Linked DNA regions of Homo sapiens: region 1 is linked to region 2. Evidence: read pairs that join two places in POLR2A ChIA-PET (ENCODE). Cell type or tissue: GM12878. All regions are shown on one strand. Each heading gives the region's core, and the rest is flanking DNA. Links, peaks and the distances in the headings are about the cores only. Region 1 has its middle 6.6 kb from the start of OPTN. Region 2 overlaps SEPHS1 (selenophosphate synthetase 1).

Evidence for each region. ChIA-PET counts read pairs that join two places held together with the same protein. Peaks named below come from ENCODE experiments on the same cell type or tissue, not always from the same donor. Only the 100,000 strongest peaks of a DNase experiment are listed, where the experiment ranks them.
Region 1: POLR2A ChIA-PET joins it to region 2 with 11 read pairs; 5 of 35 experiments call an interaction of 5 or more read pairs at or near these places.

The regions. Positions count from the first base shown.
Region 1 is chr10:13,089,360-13,097,696 of GRCh38, reverse strand. It overlaps a transcript of CCDC3 not described here. Among named protein-coding and RNA genes, the nearest start is that of OPTN, 6.6 kb to the left of the region's middle. In GM12878, for the core only: no CTCF peak of the experiment used is centred there; no DNase peak of the experiment used is centred there.
Region 2 is chr10:13,333,314-13,341,650 of GRCh38, reverse strand. It overlaps SEPHS1 (selenophosphate synthetase 1), which reads left to right. Exons shown (of 9, transcript NM_012247.5): 3 at 2,843-2,946; 4 at 5,301-5,408; 5 at 7,680-7,834. Among named protein-coding and RNA genes, the nearest start is that of SEPHS1, 11 kb to the left of the region's middle. RefSeq lists enhancers at 1-34, 5,867-6,366, 6,367-6,868. In GM12878, for the core only: no CTCF peak of the experiment used is centred there; a DNase peak (open chromatin) is centred at 840; H3K4me3 peaks cover 1,269 bases; H3K27ac peaks cover 2,212 bases.

The DNA.
Region 1 (8,337 bases), core at 319-8,318, 240 kb after region 2:
GCTGGAGTGCAGTGGCATAATCTCAGCTCACTGCAATCTCCACCTCCTGGGTTTGAGTGATTCTCCTGCCTCAGCCTCCCAAGTGGCTGGGATTACAGGCGTGTGCCACCACACCAAGCTAATTTTTGCATTTTTCGTATTGATGAGGTTTCGCCATGTTGACCAGCCTGGTATTGAACTCCTGACCTCGGGTGATCCACCTGCCTCGGCCTTCCAAAGTGCTGGGATTACATGTGTGAGCCACGGTGCCCAGCCACCCAAAAATTTTAGATAAGGCCTCTGGACCCACAGCCCTCACCTAAGGATGCTGAGAAGATTAAAGAGGAAATACGTCTTCAACACCTAGAAGAACGCCTGGCTCATGGTGTTTGTTGCTGTTGCTTGTGTTAGAGCCGGTTCTGTTTCTTAGCCTGGATCATCCCGTTTGGTGACTCCATCTTCCTGCACACTTCCATGGGTAGATGGAATCTAAATGCAGCGAAAAAACTGAAATAATAGCATGCTCTTAGCTGATTTGTTGATGTGGTTTTGTGGTGGGTAAATGTAGAGCAGTGTGGGAAGGTTTTTAGTGAGATCCTAATCTGGGTTTGATGTTCCTTGTGTTCCCTTTCCACCCCAATCTCCTCTGTTTGGAGTTAGCAACGAGTCCCTTTGGGCTTCCTACCTTCAGGAGCGTTGGCTGGACTCCTGGCAACAGCTCTTAGAAGTACAGCCTTTCTTCTTGTCTTTTGAGAAAGCCTGATCTCAATACATCCATGATCTACCCCAGATGTCCTGGAGGAAGAGCCAGAGCTGGGTGGGGTGGAGGCTTTCACAACAGTTGGAGGGAGGAGTGACTCCCCCGCCCCCAGATTGGGAGGAGGAGTGGGATGGTGGTCTTATGAGCATCAAGGACTCAAGCCTCAGTCCCTGCAGCACCCAGACAGACAGCAAGCTCTTGGGATGCACCTACTGGACTTTGGGAACCTCCCGCAGATTCTGCTGCCCAGGCTTGTCATTGGAAACAGCAGAGACTGTTCCCTAGAAGAACCATTTGATAATGAGGGTATCAGTGGCAATGTTGCTGGGCTGAAAAATAAATGGCCCTTACTTCAATGGGTACCAAAAGCCCTCCTGGAGTTTTGCATGGCCGTAGGGAAGGAGACCTCCCCTCTCCAGACCCCAGTGGTGCCCGAAAATAGGTTTCCGTACACCCCTGCAGAACTGGGTTTAAAGAAAGTAAAGAGGCCCAGGGCGGTGGCTCACGCCTGTAATCCCAGCACTTTGGGAGGATCGTTTGAGGTCAGGAGTTCAAGACCAGCCTGGCTAACATGGTGAAACCCTATCTCTACTAAAAATATAAAAATTAGCCAGGCAGTAGTGGTGCGTGCCTGTAATCTCAGCTACTTGAGAGGCTGAGGCAGGAGAATTGCTTGAGCCTGGGAGTCAAAGGTTGCGCTGAGCCAAGATGGTGCCACTGCACTCCAGCCTGGGCCATGGAGTGAGACTCTGTCCAAAAAGAAAGAGAGAGAGAGAGAGAAGGAAGAAAGGTAAGAAGGAGGGAAGGAAGGAAGTAGAGAGAGAAAGGAAGGAGGGAAGGAAGGAAGGAAGGAAAAGAAAAGAAAAGATATGTAATATTTTTATGTGCATCTGAGGTGGTAGACTAATATTCGTACTTGCTACCCCAGATGCCAAAGACTACATATGCTATGACTCCATATACATTAAATGTCCAGAAAAGGAAAGTAGAAAAAGACAGAAATCAGACCAGTAGTTGCCTGAAATTGGGGGTGGCTTTGAACTGCAAAGGAACTCGAGGGGATTTTTGGGGGATGATGGAAATATACTAAATTTGAATTGTAATGATGGTTTTACAACTTTTTAAGTGTAATTGAAAGCCATGAATCATACATTTACAAATGGGGTGAATTTTATGGCATGTGGATTATACCTCAATAGAGCTGTACAAACACCACCAAAAAGAACACGACCTAATAATTATGTCCAATAAAGCAGGGGTCCCCAAACCCCGGGTGGTGAACCAGTACTGGCCTGTGGCCTCTCAGGAACTAGACCGAACAGCAGGAGGTGAGCAACGGGTGGGTGAGCATTATGGCCTAAGCTCCGCCTCTTGTCAGATCAGCAGCTGCATTAGATTTTCATAGGAGCGTGAACCCTATTGTCAACAGAACATGCAAGGGATCTAGGTTGCGTGCTTCTTATGAGACTCTAATGCCTGATGATCTGAGGTGGACCCATTTCATCCCAAAACCACCCCCCCACCCACCACCATCCATGGAAAAATTGTCTTCCATGAAACCAGTTCCTGGTGTCAAAAATGTTGGGGACTGCTGCAGCAAAGGGTGTGCCCCTGCTCCTGTGAGGCCACTGGTGTGGTCGCTGCATGAATCATCTGCCCTATGGTTGACCTTGGTCTGGACTTTGTCTCAGCTTTAGTTTGATTCAGTTCATCACTGGTTCCAAATATTCCGAGGATGAGTTCCTTGGAAAGTTAAACAGAGAGTTATGATATGACCCAGCAATTCCACTTCTAGGTGTACACTCCAAAGAAACTGAAAACAGAGACTCAAACAGGTGCGTGTCTATGCCTCTAATAGGTTGCTTTCCTTTCCCTGAAATCCAGCATGAAAGCAACTCCCTGTATGAGAAGCAAGGTGTATGGTTGAAGCCTCCATCAGAATGAGGCTCTGGGATTAGGGTCCAACCTACAGCCTCAGCCAAGTACCCAGAGTCCCAGGGACCATGGCTCTGCTTTGAGACAAGCCTGTTCACGGTGTGTGTGCTGTGCTAAGCTCCTCCTTCCTCTCCTTCCTCCCATGTTTTTTGTTTGTTTGACAGAGCATCTTGCTCTGTCACCCAGGCTGGAGTGCAGTGGCATAGTCGTGGCTCACTGCAGCCTCGAACTCCTGGGCTCAAGCAATTCTCCCACCTCAGCCTGCCAAGTAGCTGGGACTATAGGCATGCACCACCATGCCTGGCTAATTTTTGTATTTTTTGTAGACATAGGGTTTCACCATGTTGCCCAGGCTGGTCTTAAACTCATGACCTCAAGTGATCCTTCCACCTCGGCCTCCCAAAGTGCTGGAATTACAGACATAACTCTCTGTGCCGGGCCTGCCTCATGTTTAAAAATCTTGAAATAGGCCGGGCACAGTGGCTTACACCTGTAATCCCAGCACTTTGGGTGGCTGAGGTGGGCGGGTCATGAGGTCAAGAGATCAAGACCATCCTGGTCAACATGGTGAAACCCCATCTCTACTAAAAAAACAAAAATTAGCTGGGCATGGTGGCACACGCCTATAGTCCCAGCTACTAGAGGCTGAGGTAGGAGAATCTCTTGAACCTGGGAGGTGGAGGTTGCAGTGAGCCGAGATCGTGCCATTGCACTCCAGCCTGGGTGAGTATCATCATCATCATCATCATCATCATCATCATCATCATCATCATCATCATCTTGAAAAGTAAACTCACTGGGAAAGAGCCAGGTATTTACCCCTTAGGTTATGGTTGGCCCTCTGTAAATAATAGATAAGAATGCTGCTTATTAATTACTTCCTATGCCTGTCCCATTAGAACCTGTCTAATCCCTGCCGCCTTTTGTACCAAATCAAAGCACAGCACCGATGAAATGTTAAGTCTTTGCTTCCTTGTTTTGCTACAAAACTGTCATGAGTTCCTTTAGCAAAATTTTCTGTTTAAGTATTAATTAGCCAGAGCTGGTGATTTGGGAAAATAATCACTGTAATGCACCACAGTTCCTCGTCATTGTCTGAAAAATACTATCATTATCTTCTTTGCATGCCTGAGGAGTGAAAAATGGCCTGGCTGTCTAATTTTAGACATAGTTTTAGCTTCTTTGGATTAAATAATTGATCAGTAGTAGGAAAGTACAAGTGATTTGTCTTTTTTCCATCTCACTTATTTTTTTTCCAAACTAAGGTGTCTCACTTCTCTGAAAAAGTGCATGGTGGAGTGAGGGAGGACACAGAGACCTGGGTATCAGGCTACCTCGGCCCTACCTGAGAACTCACCCCTAGGCCTTGACCTCTTCATCAGTGAGGGAAGTCAGGGGCTAAGATAGATAACCTCTTAGCTTCTCTCCAGCTTGAAAAAAATTAGAATTTGTTTTTCATTTCTTATATTTGGTATACAATTTTAGTAGATGCCAAATTAATTTGAATTTAAGCCTCTTCCTTCTGTAGAGGTTGACTTAATACTTGGCTGGTGATATGGTTTGGCTGTGTCCCCACCCAAATCTCATCTTGAATTGTAGCTTCCATAATTCCCGTGTGTTGTGGGAGGGACCTGGTGGGAGATAATTGAATCATGGGGGTGTTTTCCTCCATACTGTTCTCATGGTAGTGAATAAGTCTCACGAGATGTGATGGTTTTATAAGGGGAAACCCCTTTCACTTGGTTCTCATTCTCTCTCTTGCCTGCCGCCATGTAAGATGTGCTTTTCGCCTTCCGCTATGATTGTGAGGCCTCCCCAGCCACGTGGAACTGTGAGTCCATTAAACCTCTTTTTCTTTATAAATCACCCAGTATCAGGTATATCTTTATCAGCAGCATGAAAACAGACTAATACAGCTGGTTAAATTGTCATAAATGATTTTGCGGTTTGAAAAGTCAGTAACTCCTTTGTTTTTGAAAAAAAAAAAAAAAAAAAAGGTGAGGGGTTCATACATGACTTTCCACTAGATCACAATACACCTGCCTTAGCTAGATTGTCTGTGCCTTTTATACCCACGAAAAGTCAACATTTCTCTCACCAGGTTGCCTTGACCCTTTTCGGCTTTGCGGGCAGAGTTCCTGCTCCCCTGTTATAGGCCAGGAGACAGTCATTAAATTTGTAGGCACATTGCATTGTCTTCTGGAGCAGTAACACAGATTTCTGGGCGGCTGGTCTCATCAGATCTGCACAGCTGGATGCCAGCAACATTTTGCTTCTTTCTTTCCTAAGGCCTATGGTTCACTTCTCCAGCTGCTATATCTTTAAATTTTGCAACTGGTCACCCCTGTGTTATTCCTGACCTCATCCATTCCTTTTTCTGAATCTACTGGGAGCCAGGGGAGAAGATGCCTTAGGTCACACGGGGGTTACTCCAATGTGAGTTAGCTTTACAGAAAGCAATTCTTACCAAGTTAATTTGATCTGACCCAAGGGAGGCAGAAAGAAATCCCAGTCATAACAGACTTCTTGCAGAGACAATTGGATATTCATGGACTATTATGGCAAAGGTGGCCAAGTTTTGAAGGGTTGGCTGTGAAAACTCCTAGAGGAAGATCTGTTAGTGAACTTGGAAGCACTTAGGCAGTATTTCCCATTGCAACGATTTCAGAGACTTCAAAAGCTGATCTTACATAAATTTAGAACTTTCCCATTCACTGTGTCTTATTATAATTCTGGGAAGTGGCTCCATTCTGTTTATTATAGAAACAAGAGAAGAGTCTCTGTGAATCTTTTTATAAAATGATTTCCTGTCTACCTTGGTTCCCATACTCACGAATTGTTTAATTCACCTTCAGCACAAAAGTATATTTTAGTTGATTCTGGCTTGGTTGGCTCAAGCGAACTTTCTTTGTATGTTCACAGTGTGCCCGCCTCCACCACCTTTGCTGCAGCTATCTGCACCCTGCACTCTTTCTTCTTTGCTCTTATCTGCCACCCTCCCCTCTCCTCCCACCATCAGCCCTTTTCACTGCAAGGCTGTATGACACAACATTGACACTTTGGTGTCCTTTCAATTTCAGGTGGCATCTTTCCAGAGCCTCTGGCATTTAGGATTATTTCTAATTCTGCAATAAAAACCTTGTCTGCCAAAGGGATTTCAGGATCTGCCAGCAAGGAGGAATTTTTTTTTTTTTTTTTTTTTGGATTGGGCTTTTCTCAGTAAGCTTGAAATCAGACACTTAGGGAACTTCCATCTTGGCTACAAAAAAAGGTTATGTATTTGACTCTGTTATTTAAAAGGGGTTATGCTTGGAAGCTTTTATGCAGATGGAGGGGAGAGAACTTTAGGATGATGAGATGTACCTGAGGAGATGAAGGGAGTTGTTGAAGGCGAACATTTCTGCGTTGGGCGACTGAATGGAGGGTAGCAGTATTAGCTGAGATGGTGTTTTTGTCCATCCTGGCTGTTATAACAAAATACCATAAACAGAGTGGCTTATAAATAGAAATTGATTTCTCACAGTTCTGGAGGCTGGGAAGTCCAAGATCAAGGCACTGGCAGTGTCTGGTGAGGGCCTGCCTCCTGGTTCATAGACATCATCTTGCAGTGTCCTCATGTGGTGGAAGGGTTGATGCAGCTCTCTGGGGTCTCTTTCATGAGGGCACTAATCTCATTTGTGAGGGCTCTCCTCTCATGACCTAATCACCCCCCAAAAGGCTTCACCTCCTGTGATGGCTAATATTGAGTGTCAACTTGATCAGATTGAAGGATGCAAAATATTGTTTCTGGGTATGTCTGTGAGTGGGTTGCCAGAGGATATTAAGATTTGCTTCAGTGGACTGGGAGAGGCAGGCCCACCCTCAATCTGGGTGGGCACCATCCAGTTGGTTGCCAGTGAGGCTAGAAAAAGCAGGCAGAAGAAGGTGGAAGGGCAGACTTGCTGAGTCTTCCAGACTTCATCTTTCTCCTGTGCTGGATGCTTCCTGCCCTTGAACATCAGACTCCAAGTTCTTCGGCCCTTGGACTCTAGGACTTACTGCAGTGGTTTGCTGGGGGCTCTCAGGCTTTTGGCCACAGACTGAAGGCTGCACTGTCAGCTTCCCTACTTTTGAGGCTTTGGGACTTGGACTGAGCCACTACTGGCTTCCTTGCTCCTCAGCTTCCAGACAGCCTGTCATGGGACTTCACCCTGTGATCGTGTGAGTCAATTCTCCTTAATAAACTCCCTTCAATATATGCATCTGTCCTTTTACTTCTGTCCCTCTAGAGAACCCTGACTAATAACACCTCCTAATACCCTCACCTGCCGGTGAGGATTTCAATCTATGGATTTTGGGAGGACACAAACATTTAGACCCTAGCAGATGAGAAACCCAGGACAGGCAGCTGCCCTGGGGGAAGGAGATTAGTTCTGAGTAACTTGCATTACTTGTGGGATAGGTGAATGAAGAGGTCCACACCTATTTGGAAAAATGGGCCTGAACCTCAGGATAGAGATTAAGCTTGGAAATATGGACTTAGTCCTTCTCAGAGACCTCCTCTAAAAGGGCTGAATTCTAGCACAATTTGCAATTGCAAAAATGTGGAACCAACCCAAATGCCCATCAATCAATGAGTGGATAAAGAAATGGTATGGCCAGGTGCGGTGGCTCAAACCTGTAATCCTAGCACTTTGGGAGGCCAAGGCAGGTGGATAACGAGGTCAGGAGATCAAGACAATCTGGCCAACATGGTGAAACCTTGTCTCTCCTAAAATACAAAATAAATTAGCTAGGCATGGTGGCACGCACCTGTAGTCCCAGCTACTTGGGAGGCTGAGGCAGGGGACTCGCTTGAACCTAGGTGGTGGAGATTGCAGTGAGCTGAGATCACACCACCGCACTCCAGCCTGGTGACAGAATGAGACTCTGACACAAAAAAAAAAAAAAAAGAAAGAAACGGTGATATATATATATATATATATATATATATATATATATATATATATCTAACGGAATACTACTCAGCCATAAAAAGGAATGAATTAATGGTATTTGCAGCAACCTGGATGAGATTGGAGGCTATTATTCTAAGTGAAGTAACTCAGGCATGGAAAACCAAACATCGTATGTTCTCACTCACAGCAGTGAGGATGCAATGGCGTAAGAATGACACAATGGACTTTGGGAACTCACGGAGAAAGGGTGGGAGGGGGGTGGGGGATAAAAGGCTACAAATTGGGTGCAGTGTCCACTGCTCGGGTGATGGGAGCACCAAAATCTCACAAACCACCAGTAAAAAACTTATCCCTGTAACCAAACACCACCTGCTCCCCAATAACCTTTGGAAATAAAAAAATTAAAATTTAAATTTAAAAAAATGGCTGAATTCTAGAGAATTCCTCCAATTTAAGGGGGGGTGCTGAAAGAAAATAAAAAGTTGGAGAGGAGAGAAGAGGGAGCATCCAGATAAGAGAAAGCGAAACTAGGAGAGAGCAATGTCCCCGAAGTCAAGTGAGGAAAAGTATCAGGAAGGAGAGGGCATTGAAGGTGTCCGGGGCCAGAGTACCCCGAGGAATGGGGACAGAAAAGCAAGTTTGAGAATTGAAGACTCTAATCAAGTGATGGGACAATAGTCCCAGCAACTTCAAAGAATATAACAATAGTACTAAGTTGTTTACTTG
Region 2 (8,337 bases), core at 254-8,253:
AATTGAATGTCATGTTTTCTGGCTTCAAAAATGGTGTTAATTGAAGGGTTAACCAAAACAGCTTTTAAATGTACACACGATTACTAAATGTATCCTAATTAAAGAAATGGTAAAAGAAGTGTGCCTTAGAACCAGAGACATTTGTTGCCTGGTGCCTAGGAGCTATCAAGTAATGATTGCTGCTGCTGGCGGGGGCGGTGCAGGGGTTGGGGGTGGGTAGTGGTGTGATAACTTAGGTTGTCTTTCTGATGGAGGATGTCAGTATTGCTGAAAACCTTCCAGCAAGTTTGCCCATTGCCTCCTGGTCATTAAACCTAAACTGTTCTGTCTAGTATTTAAGGCTTCCCCGACCCTGTGGCATTTTCCTCTGTTCCCAGTTACCATCCCTCTGGACCGTCCCTCTGTCTTTCCATTTCAAACGCTAGTTTTTCAAGGCCTGTGGGCATCTCAGGCTCACCCCTTCTCTCTTCCTTCCTTGAAATGTGATTGGTGATTTCTAAACCAATCACTGTAGACCAGTGCTGTCCAAAAATACAATGCAAGCCACATGCGTAATTTTCAAATTCAAAGTAATATTTTTAAAAACCCGATAACAAAAATCAGGTGGAATTAATTATAATCTATTTTATTTAACACAATATATAAAAATGTCTTTTCAGTATGTATATATACGACATTATTAATGAGATGTTGGTTTTTGGTACTAGGTGTTTAAAATCAGTTGTCTGTTTTGTACTTACAGCACCTGTTTGTCAGATGCGCAGCCACCCCCTGTGTCTAGTGTCAACCACATTGGACAGCACCAGACCCTATTCTAGTAGACTGTGGTGGCACAGGTGTGAAAGAGAAACCGTGGATAACGGAGCTGCTTTTCAGCCCTAGGGGCGTGCTCAAGAATCCCCCGTTACTCTGATCAAAGGACTTGCTAAGTTTAGAAATAAAGCGCTTTACAAATCAAATGTATGTAATTCAAATTTAAGATTATTCAAATTAAGAACATTTAAAGCTAACATTCAGCAACAATTTTAGTTTCTCTTTCAGTAGTCCTCCAGTTTAAATGGAAGCCTGAAAGAAAACTGCCTCTTACTGTTTTCCAAAGTGAATAATAATATACTCAGAATAACCAGTTGTCAGAATTATCCATTTAGGGAGAATCCATTGAGTTAAAGAGTGGTATTTCTATTTAGGTGCTAAAGAGTGTGATGAAACAAATTTCTGAGAGGTTGTGCCCATGGGCTGTTTACGTGAATTATCTCACACGTTCTCCTCTGACAGATGAAAACTGATCCAGTGCCTGACATTGTTGAAACTTGCCATTCTGAACTTCACTTCTCCATTCCCTAAGCGAGGTCTTCCAGCAAGAGTTTCTGCTTTGTTATCTAGTGTGATAAAAATCAGCCTGTCTTCACAGACTATGGCTTTTTATTGAGTGAGATTTCATTTTTGCAGCAGGAAAGATCTGGTGCCTCCATGACCCGCCTCTGTGAGGTCTGCTGCTGTCATGAGACCGAGTGAGGCAGTGCTTCACGGCCCTTTCACTTACGCAGAATATTAAAGGTCGTTTTAGTGCGATTCAGATATGATTTAAACTTGTTTGAAATTCTGAATTTATAGGGTAGATTCAGGCACATAATTTGCTTCCTTTTGTCCTAATTCTGGCTTTTTCCCTGCTTTTGGCTATTGGGCTGCAAAGTAGAAGTACAGCATCCCCCTCTGTATCTGCAGAATCCTCGTGGGGGATTCAACCAACCACAGACTGAAAATATGCAGGGAAAGAAGTGGATGGTTGCATCTCAACATGCACAGACTTTTTTTTGTCTTGTCATTATTCCCTAAACAGTACAGCATAACAAATATTTACATCGCATTCACATCGTATTGGGTGTCATAGGTGATCTAGAGATGATTTAAGGTATGTGAGAAGATGTGTGTAGGTTATATGCAAATATTGGGACATTTCAAATCAGGGATTTGAGCATCTGTGGATGTTGGTGTCTGTGGGAGTCCTGGAACCAGTCCCCCACAGATACCAAGGAACAGCTGTCCTCATAAGAGGACAGAAGAGTGTCCTTCTGAGGGGTGTAGGGCTGCTCACTGTGTTCAGCTTTCTTGGTGGGAATGCTAGTCTGAGTTTGTAAAATGCCTGCATTACAAGTAATTTTTAAAGGAGTACAGCCTTATCTCCAAGACAAGGAGTAGCGTATCTTGACTACTACTGGTGGTCTTGGGACTCCTCTGACATAGATGCCAGAGTGTTTATATCCAGGCTTGATTGGAAATTTCCATTGAATTGTAGATTGGGATTTGTCCTTTCATTTCATCTGTGTGTGTGTCATTTTCACTTTTGACTAAAATGTATAAGTAATAATAGCATTTTTCAATGTAAAAATATTTTACATGGTTTCTGATGGGACAATACGATAATGTCTGTAAAGATGTACGCACAATAACTATACTTAAGATAACCCAAGTTCCATTTATAGGATTCTCATCTTCAAAGAAATTGTATACGGTACCAGTCACACGCTACAGTAATACAGTAAAATAATAAAAGTCATACAGTGAAAAAGATTTTTATTCAAGGCATCATTAAGGATTAAAACTATGCCATATTGGAGTTGAGTCTTGATGAGTAACATTTTCATTGGTATTTTCCATCCTAAGCTGGATATGTTTCACGTTTATTTCAGTTACGCTTCTTGATAGGAAACACATGGCTTCATTGGCAGCCTGCAGTTTCCATAAGTATCTTATGAGCTCTTCCTGTTCAGAGCACTGGTGATATAAAATGAAATGGCTTTCCCGTTTTATTTTTGGATGCTAATGACTTCCATCTCCACAGGCATTGGAATGGATACTTGTGTCATTCCTTTGAGGCACGGTGGGCTTTCCTTGGTTCAAACCACAGATTACATTTACCCGATCGTAGACGACCCTTACATGATGGTAAGCGTGAGCCGATGTGTTTTTGTGACTGGAAGGGCTTATTTGTTTGGTTTGGGTTGTGGCTGGGGTTTTGTATGTATCTGTGGGGTTTTGGTTTTATTTCTGTTATATCCCGACTATACTGCCCCACCCTGCCCAGACTCCTGCAGTTGCTGAAGTCAGGCCTGTCCCCTGCCCACACTTGGCACTGGGCATAAAGCAATTAGGGAGGAAGCAGGGAAGGCCCTCTGCTGCTGTTGCAACTGAGTACATGCTGTGAGTAAGAACACCTCTTGTTTAGTAGCATGTCAATGGCCTGTTTTTGTCATTTTCTTCTTTCTTGCACCTTCTCTTCTTTGACATTGGTAACCTCCATCACCCCTGTGTTTTAGGCTGGAGATGTTACTGTCCTCTGTAATAGGACTGATCCTAAATGTTTCCTTCAAGAGATTAAGGAGCTAGTATCTCATCACAATTAGATGCCTCAAACATTAATTCGGATATCTGGTTAATTCACTCAACCCAGCCACTTGCACACCCACCACCGTGTGATGTGCCGCTGTACATAGTAGGTTTCTGACCACTGAGTTAAAGTTCCTGGCTACTGATGATACACTGCTGAGGTGTGTTCCCCAGTTGTTTACTGCGTAGTTGCAGCCAGCCACCCTTTGATCCACCCAACCTTTAACCCCAATTTGCTACCACCCAGGAGGAGCCAGTGGAGAGACTAGGAAAATCTGGTTTGCTATAAAATGCCAGGTGTTCTTCGTGTGTGGCAAGGACAGTGGGATCAGGCTGCACTGTAGGGACTTTATCATGAGGCAGCCACGTGGGGGGTGTTCACCCTCAGGTACCAGTGACAAATACCAGATTATTGGAAACCTATATTTCTTCCGCACATCTGTCCGTTTTCTCCTCTGGAGCAATACTCTTGAGACTGGGCAGGTAAGCCACAGCCCAGGTCCCACATGACCAGGTGGCAGGGATGGCTAAAACCACAGTCCATTGTTTTCCAGCATCTCCTAAAATGAGAGCACCCAGAACAGAAGGGGCGCTAAATCACCACCCCCCTAACTAGCGATTGGCTTGTGCGAGTTGTAGACCACCTGTTGGCCTTGTGGACTGGCTTGATGATACTGAAAGTGTGGCCACAGATGGTTGTTGAGCTGCATTGCTGACCTCCAGGAATGTATAAGAAAGCCTAAAGCAAGCAATTAAACAGCCACTGGAAGTGATAACACTTGGGAGTTTGATTATCCTTATGTCAGAAGGAAAATTTGTATTTTCTCTTTATTGTCTATAAAAGATAAAAATTTAGATAAGGGCAACTTAACTTTTAAAAATCTCCAGTGGCAATAAAAAAATCTTCATTACCACATTTCTGTTGAATTGTATTTTAAAGTTCCTAATAAAATGACATCATTTACTGGGAAATGCTTCTTTTTCTTTTGAAAACAATATGACTTCAGCCCTGGGTATTTTTTTATTTGTTTCTTAAGATGATTTTTCTGTTTATCTCATACATCCTTGAAAAGAAGCTACAAAAATTTTTTTTGTTTTTTTTTTGTTGTTGTTTATTGACAGTCTTGCTCTGTTGCCCAGGCTAGAGTGCAGTGGCACGATCTCAGCTTACTGCAACCTCCACCTCCCAGGTTCAAGCAATTCTCATGCCTCAGGCTCCCAAGTAGCTGAGACTACAGGTGTGCACCACCATGCCCAGCTAATTTTTATATTTTTAGTAGAAACAGCATTTTACCATGTTGGCCAGGCTGGTCTTTAACTCCTGGCCTCAAGTGATCCACCTGATTCGGCCTCTCAAATTGCTGGGATTACAGGCGTGAGCTATCACACCCAGCCTAAGCTGCAAACATTTCTTAATCCAAGTGCACAAAGACTATCTCCATCTCTATAACCACTAAAGCCAGCCATTTTTAGAATCTGTTTGGGATATGTGGCTGTTTCCAACTTTTCTTTAGGAGAGTTGTTTGCAGGCTTTTTCGCTCCATAGCTCTTCCCCCAAGACTGTCGGTTCTAAACTTGCTTCTCCTCCTCATTCGCTGCACATATACCCCTTCCCCTATCTAAATAAATTGCAGACTTCTAAAATTTAGAATGGAGAAAAACTGGTACATTCTTTGTCCTGCACAAGAAAGAGGTGGTAACAGGAATGTCTGAGAAAAAACGAATGGCCTAGTGACTCTGTGATGCAGGAAAGGTTGCCAGTCTGCAAATCATAGAAACTGAGGACCCCATCCTAGTAGCTGCTACTCCTGGAAAGTCTCCACGTTCTCTGTGGAGTCCACTCCATGGCTCACTCAGTTTCTGCAGATGGAAAGTCCCCGGTCGTCCTTTCTCATGTTTCCCTCTCTTCCCAGGGCAGGATAGCGTGTGCCAATGTCCTCAGTGACCTCTATGCAATGGGGGTCACGGAATGTGACAATATGCTGATGCTCCTTGGAGTCAGTAATAAAATGACCGACAGGGTAAGTAGGAGCTACCCGGCTGCTGCCTGGTCCGTGTTGTCCCGGTGGCATCTCTGGCCTTGGTTAGACTTGGTTTCCCATCTAGAAAGCGAGGAGCCCAGGCCATATGGCTCCCTGCACTCCTTCTGGCTCTCCACTTTTTGGCAGTTACCAGTAAATTAAAATGAGGAAGCCTGGCCTAGTCATCTCTGCACTTCTGCCACCTGCTCCCTTTCTCTCTTCCCAGTAGACTGAAACCAAGACTTTTTTTTTTTTTTTTTTTGAGACAGGAGTCTCACTCTGTCGCCCAGGCTGGAGTGTAGTGGCGCAATCTCAGTCCACTGCAACCTCCGCCTCCCGGGTTCAAACAATTCTCCTGCCTCAGCCTCCCAAGTAGCTGGGATTACAGGCACGTACCACCACACCTGGCTATTTTGTGTATTTTTATTAGAGACGGGGTTTTATCACGTTGGCCAGGCTGTTCCTGAACTCCTGACCTCAGGTAATCCACCTATCTCGGCATCCCAAAGTGCTGGGATTGCAGGCGTGAAACACCGTGCCCGGCCCAAGGCATTTGTGTATATTTTTTTTTGTTTTATTGAGACAGAGTCTCACTCTGTCACCCAGGCTAGAGTGTAGTGGCACAAGCTCAGCTCACTGCAACCTCCACCTCCCAGGTTCAAGCGATTCTCCTGCCTCAGCCTCCCAAGTAGCTGGGATTACAGGGGCACACCAGCACCCCCAGCTAATTTTTATATTTTCAGTAGAGATGGGGTTTCACCATGTTGGTCAGGCTGGTCTCGAACTCCTGAGCTCGTGATCCACCCACTTCGGCCTCCCAAAGTGCTGGGATTATAGGCATGAGCCACCGTGCCCGACCTGTGCATTTTTTAAAATAAAGTTTTGGCCATAGTAATGGTGCCTCAGTGTGAATCAGGCACAGCCTTACAGATGTGGGACACGTGGCACTTAGAGGGCACTCCCTCTGCTGTGGCTGGGGATGTCGTGGACGTAGATGGTGACGGGGGATAGGGCCACCAGGGGCTCACGCCTCTGTGTCATCGCCTAGCATTCTGTGCCCTTGCTGCCTGAACCTGTTCTTTGAACCAGAGATGAATTCCTATTTAGATAGACAGGTACTTGTTTTTGTCCCAAGAGCCCCCAACAGTTTGCCCTGCCTTAGAGAAACTTGAGTTTCCAGTAGGCTCTTTCCTGCCCTTGAACATGGGCTGTAGTCATCAGTGGTGCATGGTGGTCTTGGCGCAGGCTCTGTCAGTGTGGGTTACTCGTAGCCTGCAGCCAAGCCTTGGTAGGATGGATGCCTACTGCAGGGCAGGGGACCTGTGCTTAGGAAGCCAGTCTTGAGATTCTCAAGGAGCACTGGACAGCTGGCTTCCAGCAGTCATCAGACCTAGGGCTGGTCCTGTGCACTGAGTCCAGACAATGTTGGTGTCTGGGCTTTATTTACATTGTTGTCTAGAACATCTTCCAGCATTGGATAAAATGATGACAATGTGAAATATTTTCTAGCTTTTGTTTTTGTTTGTTTTTGAGACAAGATCTCCCTGTGTTGCCCAGGTTGGAGTGCAGTGGTGTGATGAGAGCTCACTGCAGCAGCCTCAGCCTCCCGGGCTCAAGACATCCTCCCACTTCAGCCTCCGGAATAGCTGGGACCACAGGCACATGCCACCACACCAAGCAATATTTTTTTTTTTTGTTTTTGAGATGAAGTCTCACTCTTGTGCCCAGGGCTGGAGTGCAGTGATGCGATCTTGGCTAACTACAACCTCTGCCTCCCAGGTTCAAGCGATTCTCCTGCCTCAGCCTCCCAAGTAGCTGGGATTACAGGCGCATGCTACCACACCCGGCTAATTTTTGTATTTTTAGTAGAGACGGGGTTTCACCATGTTGGCCAGGCTGGTCTCAAACTCCTGACCTCAGGTGATCTGCCCGCCTCAGCCTCCCAAAGTGCTGGGAATACAGGCATGAGCCACTGTGCCCGGTCACCCAGCAATTTTTACATGTTTCGTAGAGAAAGGGGTCTGTCTGCATTGCCCAGACTGGTCTTAAACTCCTGGGCTCAAGCTCTCTGCCCACCTCGGACTCCCAAAGTGCTGGGATTACAGGCGTGAGCGATTATGCCTGGCCCCTAACAACCTTCCCTGTCTGTAAACTTTGAGGACTTCCTTTAGGATTTTATGGTTCTTTTTATAACTGTAAGTGTAAAAACCTTCTTTTCTGGGTTTTGAACAGAATTCTTTGACTTTTTATTTGTACCTTTTTCAACCTTAGGAAAGGGATAAAGTGATGCCTCTGATTATCCAAGGTTTTAAAGACGCAGCTGAGGAAGCAGGAACATCTGTAACAGGCGGCCAAACAGTACTAAACCCCTGGATTGTCCTGGGAGGAGTGGCTACCACTGTCTGCCAACCCAATGAATTTATCATGTAAGTTGATTTTTGTTTCATATCACCTGACCTGTTTTTCTCTCTCTGTCCTCTCTTTTTAAAAATTGATGTATTAAGGTCAGGTGCAGTGGCTCACACATATGATCCCAGACTTTGGTAGGCCGAGGCGGGCAGATCACCTGAGGTCAGGAGTTTGAGACCAGCCTGGCCAATGTGGCGAAACCCTGTCTCTACTAAAAATACAAAAATTAGCCAGGCATGGTGGGGCAAGCCTGTAGTTTCAGCTACTCTGGAGGCTGAGGCAGGAGAATCGCTTGAACCCCAGGGGTGGAGGTTGCAGTGAGCTGAGATCATGCCCCTGCACTCTAGCCTGGGCAACAGAACAAGATTCTGTCTCCAAAAAAAAAAAAGACAAGAACGCAAGGCTGGGCGCGGTTGCTCATGCCTGTAATCCCAGCGCTTTTGGAGGCCAAGGCGGGTGGATCACCTGAGGTTGGGAGTTTGAGACCAGCCTGACCAACATGGAGAAACCCCATCTCTAC